Linked DNA regions of Homo sapiens: region 1 is linked to region 2. Evidence: chromatin contacts called from ENCODE Hi-C or POLR2A ChIA-PET data. All regions are on one chromosome and are shown on one strand. Each heading gives the region's core, a stretch centred on a gene start or an enhancer-like site at or near the end of the contact. The rest is flanking DNA. Distances are from core to core; before and after follow the strand shown.

Region 1 (4,171 bases), core at 1-2,500, 450 kb after region 2:
ATACTGACACAGAGTTTTGATTTTCTGTAGCTTCGTGACTCGGTAAAAAGGTACGACTTACTTGGTGCTTCAAATACTAGCGCCAAGGTATCCGCGTTATCTTCGGCCCTTAGTGTAATGATATCTTCATTGCCGGCGCATTTTAGTATTTTGGACATACTAGAAGACAGGAGACACATGCTTTAAAATCAACGCCGTCTGCTGAAGGGCTGTATTTCGAACGCGGTTAGAAGGGGTTACCACTCTCACCCATCAGGCCGTCTCAGAACTGGTGGAGGGTAAGCGGACTGCTGGAGGATGCCATTATTAATGCAGACGTTTTGGGACGCATCTGGCAGTATTTATACTAAAATACCACCAGCAGTGTCCCTTCTGGATAGAAACAATCTCCTGCCACTAAGTAGGATGACAGGCTGCCACATTTCTCGCAAGGGCATTATAAAGCATTTAAAGTCAACCGCGACTGAGCCGGGAGGATCGCTTGAGCCCAGAAGTTGGAGACCAGCCCGGGCAACACACCGAGACCGTCTCAGAAACAAGAAAGCCACAGCTAAAGCGTCCATTCAAGGCCAACAGGATTTAGTGAGCAAAGAGCCCTGGAACAGTGTTCCTGGCACTGCGGAAAAACCCTTGATTTTCCCGCCACCACCCGCTTTGTGACTTTGGCGCGAAAAAGCAGGTTCGCGCAGCAGCCAGCGCGGGCTTTTCCGAACCGCGCGCTCAGCTGGGCCCCACCCCACTGCGTGGCAGGCCAATGAGAAGGCGCGGATGGCCCACGCCAGCCAATGAGGGCTAGGCTCGAAAGCGCTCCCGCCAAGCACCGGAGGTGCAGGCGGGCCGGGGCCGGCTTCCCGGGGCCGCGAGGCTCACCTGGTGAGGTTCACGCCCATGGCCAGGTTGCGGTCGCAGCGGTAGGTGTCGAAGCCCTCAGACCGCAGGGTGAGCTGCACCAAAGAGACGTGGGACGAGTCCATGCTCTGCAGGTTTACACCGCTGGAGCTAATATCCCAGCAGGCCTCGTTGATGAGGTCCTTGAGTGCCTCCAACACCTTCTTGAGGATGGAGCCCTGGACCAGGCGCGCCTCGAACATGGTGGCGGAGTGGCAACAACGCCGCTACAGGCAGGCGGGAAGGAGGAAAGTCTAGCTGGTTTCGGCTTCAGGAGCCTCAGAGCGAGCGGGCGAACGTCGCGACGACCGGCTGAGACCTAGAAAGACAACGACCACTCTGCTACGCCTGCAACCGTTTAATGCCGCCGCGTCCGCAAGCGCGCGCTCTCACCCTGCGCCGCGTTGCGACGTCACCACGCTGTCCAGCCCACGGCCTTGCGGGGAAGACTTTAGGGCCAATCGTGTCCATGCTCCCCGCGAGGCCCGCCCCCTAGAGCATACATTGGAGGAAGCGGGCGCAGGGCGGGGCAGCGTCGCGCAGGTCTCCCCGCCTCTTTGACTCCTGAACCCGGCCGCAGAACAAGTCCGGGCATATGTGGAGATCGGGTCCCGGTCCCGGCTCGTCAAGCCCCAGCTTTATGGTGGCTCCTCAGCCTCCCACTACGTGGGTAGAAAGTTTCCAGCCACGAAAGTGAAAGTGAAATGCAAATCAAGCCTACCGGGAGGAAAAGCCTCCTTGCAGCCTGAAGAGAGTACAGCTGCTGCAAATATGCACTTTATTTTTCAATTACAGAATTGATGCGCTCGTAGGTGTCACAAGATAAAGAGGTGAATTGTTCTGTTAAACTTAGCTCCCTATCATCCTCTTAACATTCCCCCGCCAGCTCTTATAATCACTCAATCGTTCATTGTATAAAGCTTTTAAAGCTTTTTTAAAAGTTCGAATACACTTTTTTTTTTTCAAAAATGCACTCATTCCGTAAACACTTGGAAAAGTACTTAATAAAGTACATTTAATTTTATGCCACGTACATCTTTTATCATATCAGTACCTCTTTAAAACATAGCATCACATGTATATAACATAATTTATCAATCTCCTGTTGTTTAACTACAAACACCTTTGAGCACTTAGGCAATTTTGGTGATATCAACTCCTTGAAGTAATACAGCTGAGTCAAAGAGCGTACACATTTAATATTTTTTCTTTTCTTTTCCTTTCTTTTTGAGATGGAGTCCTGCTCTGTCATCCAGGCTGGAGTACAGTGGCGCGATCTCAGCTCATTGCAACCTCCGCCTCCCAGGTTCAAGTGAGTCTCCTGCCTCAGCCTCCCGAGTATCTGGGATTACAGGTGCCTACCACCACCCCCGGCTAATTTTTGTATTATTATTATTATTTTTTTTTAGTAGAGACGGGGTTTCACCATGTTGGCCAGGCTGGTCTTGAACACCTGACCTGAGGTGATCCACCTGCCTCGGCCTCTCAAAGTGCTGGGATTACAGGCGTGAGCCACCACGCCCAGCCAGAAATTTTCAATTGTTACAGGATGGACAGGATTTGTTGTTTCTCTCTTGCTTTCTTCACACCACTTCTCTTTAGTTACTTTTAATACCTTGGTCAGCAGAATTCTTTAGTTTTTCTACCATGTATCTAGGTATGGAGTTAGTTTTATTTGTCTTGTTGAGGGAACTGAAGATTCATTTCAAGTCTGACATATTCTCAATCATTATGGCTTCAAATATCTCCTCTCCTTAGTCTATTCTTTATCTCTGGAATGCCTTTCTTTCCTTTTTTTTTTTTTTTTTTTTTTCCTAGTTCAGCTGTGACTCCATACAAGGTTCTAAGATGAGTTTCACAGTCTCTTCCCTGGATTTTGTGGAGACTTAACTTTACCCTTCTGTATCAGCCTCTTAAAGCACTGGGTCAGCCTTAAAAGGGAACAGGAAAGGGCATTTCTATTATAAGATGCCTTCAATTGTAATATGTACCATTATTTTATGTAGCACAAGCAAGAAAACTGTCAAACTTTTTTTTTTATTATTTTCTAGAGAGGGGAGTCTCCCTTTGACACCCAGGCTGGAGTGCAGTGGCAAGATGACTACTCACTGCCACCTCCAACTTCTAGGCTCGAGAGATCCTCTTGCCACCTCCCAAATAGCTGGGACTACAGGGGTGCACCACTGTACCTGGCTAATTTTTAAATGTTTTTGTAGAGAGAAGGTCCCACTATGTCGCTCTGGCTGGTCTCCAACTCCTGGGCTCAAGCAATCTTCCCAATCGGTCTCCCAAAGTGTGAGATTACAGGCATGAGCCACTGTGCCCAGCCTCAAACTGTTACACAATGCTTTATCACTTAGAATTTCTTTTTTTTTTTCTTTTTCTTTTTCTTTTTTTTTTTTCTGAGACAGAGTCTCACTCTATCACCCAGGCTGGAGTGCAGTGGTGTGATCTTGGCTAACCGCAATCTCCGCCTCCTGGGTTCAAGCAATTCTCATGCCTCAGCCTCCTGAATAGCTAGGATTACAGGCATGCGCCATCACACCTGGCTAATTTTTGTATTTTTAGTAGAGACGGGGTTTTGCCATGTTGGCCAGGTTGGTCTTGAACTCCTGACCTCATGTGATCTGCCTGCCTTGGCCTCCCAAAGTGCTGGGATTACAGGCATGAGCCACCGCGCCCGGGTCTATTTTGTTTTAAAAGAACTTTTAGACTTTAAAAACATTCTTATTATATATTACTCTTGTGCAAACATGAAAAAATTTAAGCTACATTGGTTAAGGCATTCCTACTGTTTCTCCACTCAGTTAGTTGCTGATTCTGCTGTTTTTCTGTATAATATCCTACTCTGTGTTGTCAAGGGTATTGATGATGCAGTATTTTTCAATAGTGCTATTCTATTGTCTCTGGAATTTCTTGCAAGCCTCTGCTACTCATTTGTAAGTTTTGATGTTGGCACTTTCTTGCTTTATGTGTGATGGACTACCCATTTGCATACATCTCAATATCAAAACATAATACAGCATCATCTGTTTGTGGTTCTTTTCCTTTCTTGGGTCCGTTAAAATCTCAGTTCCTTTGCAAAATGTGGAATGTGTTCCTTCCTCCAGTGAGGAACATTTGCTTCACTAAAAACAAATGCATATGCTCCACTACTCTGTTTCAGTTCTGTCTGCTTACATAATAACATTTTGGTTTAATGCCAAATTACATGTAATAGATTTGAAGACATTTTAAATGACAAACTCTATCCATGGGGGATCCACCATGTACATCAATCTGT
Region 2 (4,142 bases), core at 1,232-3,731:
CCATGTGTACACATTGTTTAGCTCCCACTTATAAGTGAGAATGTGGTATTTGACTCTCTGTTTCTGAATTATTTTAGGTAGGATCATGGCCTCCAGTTCCATCCATATTGGTGCAAAAGACATTCTTTCTTTCTTTTTTATGGTTGAGTAGTATTCCATGGTGTATGTATACCACATTTTCTTTACCCCATCATCTGCTGATGGACACTTAGGTTAATTCCATGACTTTGTTATTGTAAATAATGCTGCAATAAACGTACGAGTGCAGGTATCTTTGTCATATAACGATTCATTTCCCTTTGGGTAGATACCCAGTAGTGGGAGTGCTAGGTCAAATGGTAGCTCTAGTTTTAGTTCTTTCAGAAATCTCCATACTGTTTTCCATGGAGGTTGTACCAATTTACATTCCCACCAATAGCGTATGTGTTCCCTTTTCTCTGCATCCTCACCAACATCTGTTGCCTTTTGACTTTTTAATAATACATTGACCTAGGGAAAGAATTTATGACAAAGACCTCAAAAGCCATGCAACAGACAGGGTGCAGTAGCTCATGCCTGTATTCCCAGCACTTTGGGAGGCAGAGGCGGGTGGATCGCTTAAGGCCAGGAGTTCGAGACCAGCCTGGTCAATGTGGTGAAATCTTGTCTCTACTAAAAATACAAAAATTAGCCGGGCGTGGTGGCACACATCTGTAGTCCCAGCTACTCAGGAGGCTGAGGCACTGAGGTGAAATTTTTCCCTTGACCCCCTTCATGGGCAGGAACTGGAGTCGCTCATCTCATTCACCCTGCAGTTCATGGATGGCTAAGTGTTAACAACTTGGTGAAGGGTCAGGGTGACAGCCTCCTGCACCTGCCCTTTTTGACACCCAAGTTCTTGTTTGGTGTCCAGGAAGAATCAGGTCATATGAACTATTTGAAGGGTAGTATGTGAAGGATTTTACTGGGCAGTAAAAGTGGCTCTCAGCAGGACAGGGAATTGGAAGGGAGATGGTGCGGGAAGGTGATCTTTCCCTGAAGCCACACCATCTGAAGTTAACTATGTCTATCCGTAGTCGCCGACGCTCAGCCGCATGTATCCCTGATACTCAGCAGCTTGCAGCCCTGACCACTTGCATCAGCCGCTTGTGTTGTTCTTTCAGCTGAAGTCTTTTTATGGGCACAGCATAGGGGCGTGGCAGGCCAAAAAGGCAATCATTTGGGCAGAAAAATGGGGTCAGCTGTTTTCACGCAGGGCCGAGGTTCCAGGCTTGAGGGTGGAGTTTAGCTGGGAACCCAGACCTGCAGGGTCAGCTGCTTTCACTTAGGGCCAAGGTTCCAGGCTTGAGGGTAGGGTTTAGCTGGAACCCAGCCATTCTGTATCAGCAGGAGAATCACTTGAACCTAGGAGGTGGAGGTTGCAGTAAGCCAAGATGAAGCCACTGCACTCCAGCCTGGGCAACAGAACAAGACTCTTTCTCAAAAAAGAGCTCCTCCTGGAGGGAGGAGCTGTGGTGCTGGAACTCTGGAAACAACTCTTTCTGTGTGTATTAGCATCTGTGCATCAGGGCTGGTCCCAGCAGATCCGTCCTGTGACTCTCTTTCCCCTGTGGCCTCCCCTCCCTAGGAGGGAGATGGGGTTCCCAGCTGGCTCCTGGGCCCTCGTGTTGGCCTGTCCTGCCACGCTATCCTAACTGGTCAGGCCCATGGTTTGAGTTCAAGCAGCAATCCCAGACACATGCTCCCAGGGTTCTTGGATGTCACTAACAACCCTCACTTCTTTTACATCATTCAATTGGGCTGCATTCACAGACTGTTTCTCAATTTCTCCTCTAAACAGGTATGAGTTTCTTATAATCCCATTTCCAGGATGAGGGAGGCTGTCCTTTGGGCACTGATGTGGAGGATAAACTTGCAAAGCTCTCCCAGATAAAGAGAAAAATGATAAAGTGATGAAAAATGAGAGAGAAGATGATAGATATAAAAGTATAGAAACCAGAGATCAACCCAAGAACAGAGGGTGTTCCTGAGTAAGAAGCAACAACCATTAGACTAGAACAAATAATCAAAGGCATAATTAAGAAAAACCGAAACTGCCATTGCAAAATTATAACTGAAACAGTGACAGAGTTCTGAGCTAACCCACTCCATCTTGCTTCTAACCTCCAAGCTGCCCTTGTTCATTCCTGGGTGTAGGCTGAGCTAACTTTAGGAGGAATTTAGTTTATAGTTTATTGTTTGAAACAAAGATAGCATCCCTTTCAAAACAAACCCCCTTCTTGCCTGGGGACTAGACTGCCTTTGTATTATAGGACTAACAAATTAGTCAAAAAATTAGAAATTATGGTTTAAGAGTCATGCAGCTGGAGACAGATTCTGACCCTCCCCAAATTGCTCCTGGGGATAATATCACTATTGTAAAACCTAAGATCAGTGCTTAGGATATTTCGCAGTTCCTGCATTTGGTGAATCAGCTGGCACCACCCAGATTGGTAACTGGCTCGTCTGATCTTGTGGTCCCCACTCAGGAACTGACTCAGCGCAAGAAGACATCTTCGACTTCCTATGATTTTATCTCTGACCCAACCAATGAGCACTCCTAACTCATTGCCCCCCACCACCAAATTATCCTTAAAAACTCTGACCCCAGAATACTTGAGGAGACTGATTTGAGAAATGATAAAACTCGGGTCTCCCGTACAGCCAGTTCTGCGTGAATTACTCTTTCTCTATTGCAATTCCCCTATCTTGATGAATCATCTCTGTCTAGGCAGTGGGCAAGGTGAACCCTATTGGGCAGTTACAAAACTGTCCCAAGAATGAAAAGATTAAATCTGAATATTTAAATTCAAAGAACTCTTTACATTGCAGGAAACATCTGTGAAAAGAAGAGCTCTGTACCCAGGACATCCTGGCAGAATTCGATTTACTTTATTAAAAAGAAAATTAACTTTTCCATTATGAAAAGAATAAAGAATATACAAATATATTCTAAGAAAATACAGATTAGCAAAAGGAAGGAATAAAAATCATCCATTGCACTACCACCCAGAAAAATACTCTGTTAATGTTTTGGCACATCTCTTTTAGTCCTATTAATATACATATTATTTTTTACATAATTGCAATTTACACAATATCAAAAATTTAAATTTTCTATCATTTAAAAACACTTTTAAAATTATAAAATTAATACATGCTAATGAAAAGGTTTAAAATTGGAGGGAAAATACGAAGAAAAAGGTTGCCCAGAATCCACTTACCCAGAATTAACCACAGTTAATACTGGGGTGCATTTCTTCATAGCCTTATCTGCACTTTTGTACATAATCTAATCTAATTCTTTTTTTTTTTTTTTTTTTTTTTTGAGACAGAGTTTCACTCTTGTTGCATAGGCTGGAGTGCAGTTGCACAATCTCGGCTCACTGCAACCTCTGCCTCCCTGGTTCAAGCAATTCTCCTGCCTCAGCCTGCCCACTAGCTGGGATTACAGGCGTGCGCCAGCACGCCTGGCTAATTTTTGTATTTTTAGTAGAGACAGGGTTTTACCATGTTGGCCAGGCTGGTCTCGAACTCCTGACCTCAGGTGATCCACTGCCTCGGCCTCCCAAAGTGCTGGTATTACAGGCGTGGGCCAGCGCGCCCGGCTAATCTAATCTAATTCTTAAACATTGTTAATATGGAGCATTTCAGAGACTCCAGACAGTAAATGATGTAAAGGCTTATGGAGGGGATAAAAGGTTAGCCACAAGGTGATTTAATAGTCTTTCATTTTAAATAAAGCCTAAATACTCAAGATAATTCAAAATGAGTTTCAAACATGCAAAAACCCATACAAAACATGTAGTAACTCTTCTATTAATACCTGAGGTTTAAGTGGCTTAGCCACGATAAGCAGCATTGGAACGTGACAGCACACACTTGTTTAAGTTCCGTGAAGTAGTGAGGCTTTCATGACAAGCCTGTTTTCTGGTTCTAGGAGAGCCATACAAGTAGGAAAGGAGGAAGCAGAAGGGCCAGGCCTCATTACTACCACAGACCCCACATCATCCCATTAGAATTTGGACTTTGGGGCCCAAGCTGAATAAATTCTTTTGTACTGCAACAGTTTCATGGGGGAAGAGAGGCAAGAGCTGTGCTCAAAGGGAAACACATCGCCTTAA

The links. Hi-C counts contacts between places; a loop is a spot of excess contacts on that map. ChIA-PET counts read pairs that join two places held with the same protein, here RNA polymerase II (POLR2A). Pooled maps may share reads with other maps.
Region 1: a loop to region 2 is called in a pooled map, with 5 times the contacts of the local background. The contact joins the promoter of PCNA here to the enhancer-like site in region 2. A Hi-C loop is called at or near these places in 3 of 50 pooled maps. POLR2A ChIA-PET finds 5 or more read pairs at or near these places in 4 of 52 experiments (CD4-positive, alpha-beta T cell, T-cell, activated CD4-positive, alpha-beta memory T cell and 1 more).

What each region holds. Positions count from the first base shown.
Region 1 is chr20:5,118,708-5,122,878 of GRCh38, forward strand. It overlaps PCNA (proliferating cell nuclear antigen), which reads right to left and starts at 1,251. Exons shown (of 6, transcript NM_182649.2): 1 at 871-1,251; 2 at 62-159. The coding sequence starts at 1,091. PCNA-AS1 (PCNA antisense RNA 1) reads left to right here and starts at 879. Exons shown (of 1, transcript NR_028370.1): 1 at 879-1,262. It overlaps LOC124900464 (small nucleolar RNA SNORA26), which reads right to left and starts at 2,832; the gene lies at 2,710-2,832. RefSeq lists enhancers at 1-705, 445-594, 706-1,586, 1,035-1,204, 1,335-1,784 and a silencer at 785-844.
Region 2 is chr20:4,663,655-4,667,796 of GRCh38, forward strand. No RefSeq gene overlaps it. Among named protein-coding and RNA genes, the nearest start is that of PRNP, 21 kb to the right of the region's middle. RefSeq lists a silencer at 2,506-2,707. Within about 2 kb of position 2,482, at least 10 of the 41 ENCODE cell types and tissues checked have a DNase peak (open chromatin) inside an H3K27ac peak, as active enhancers do; they include CD4-positive, alpha-beta T cell, where a contact is called at or near this core.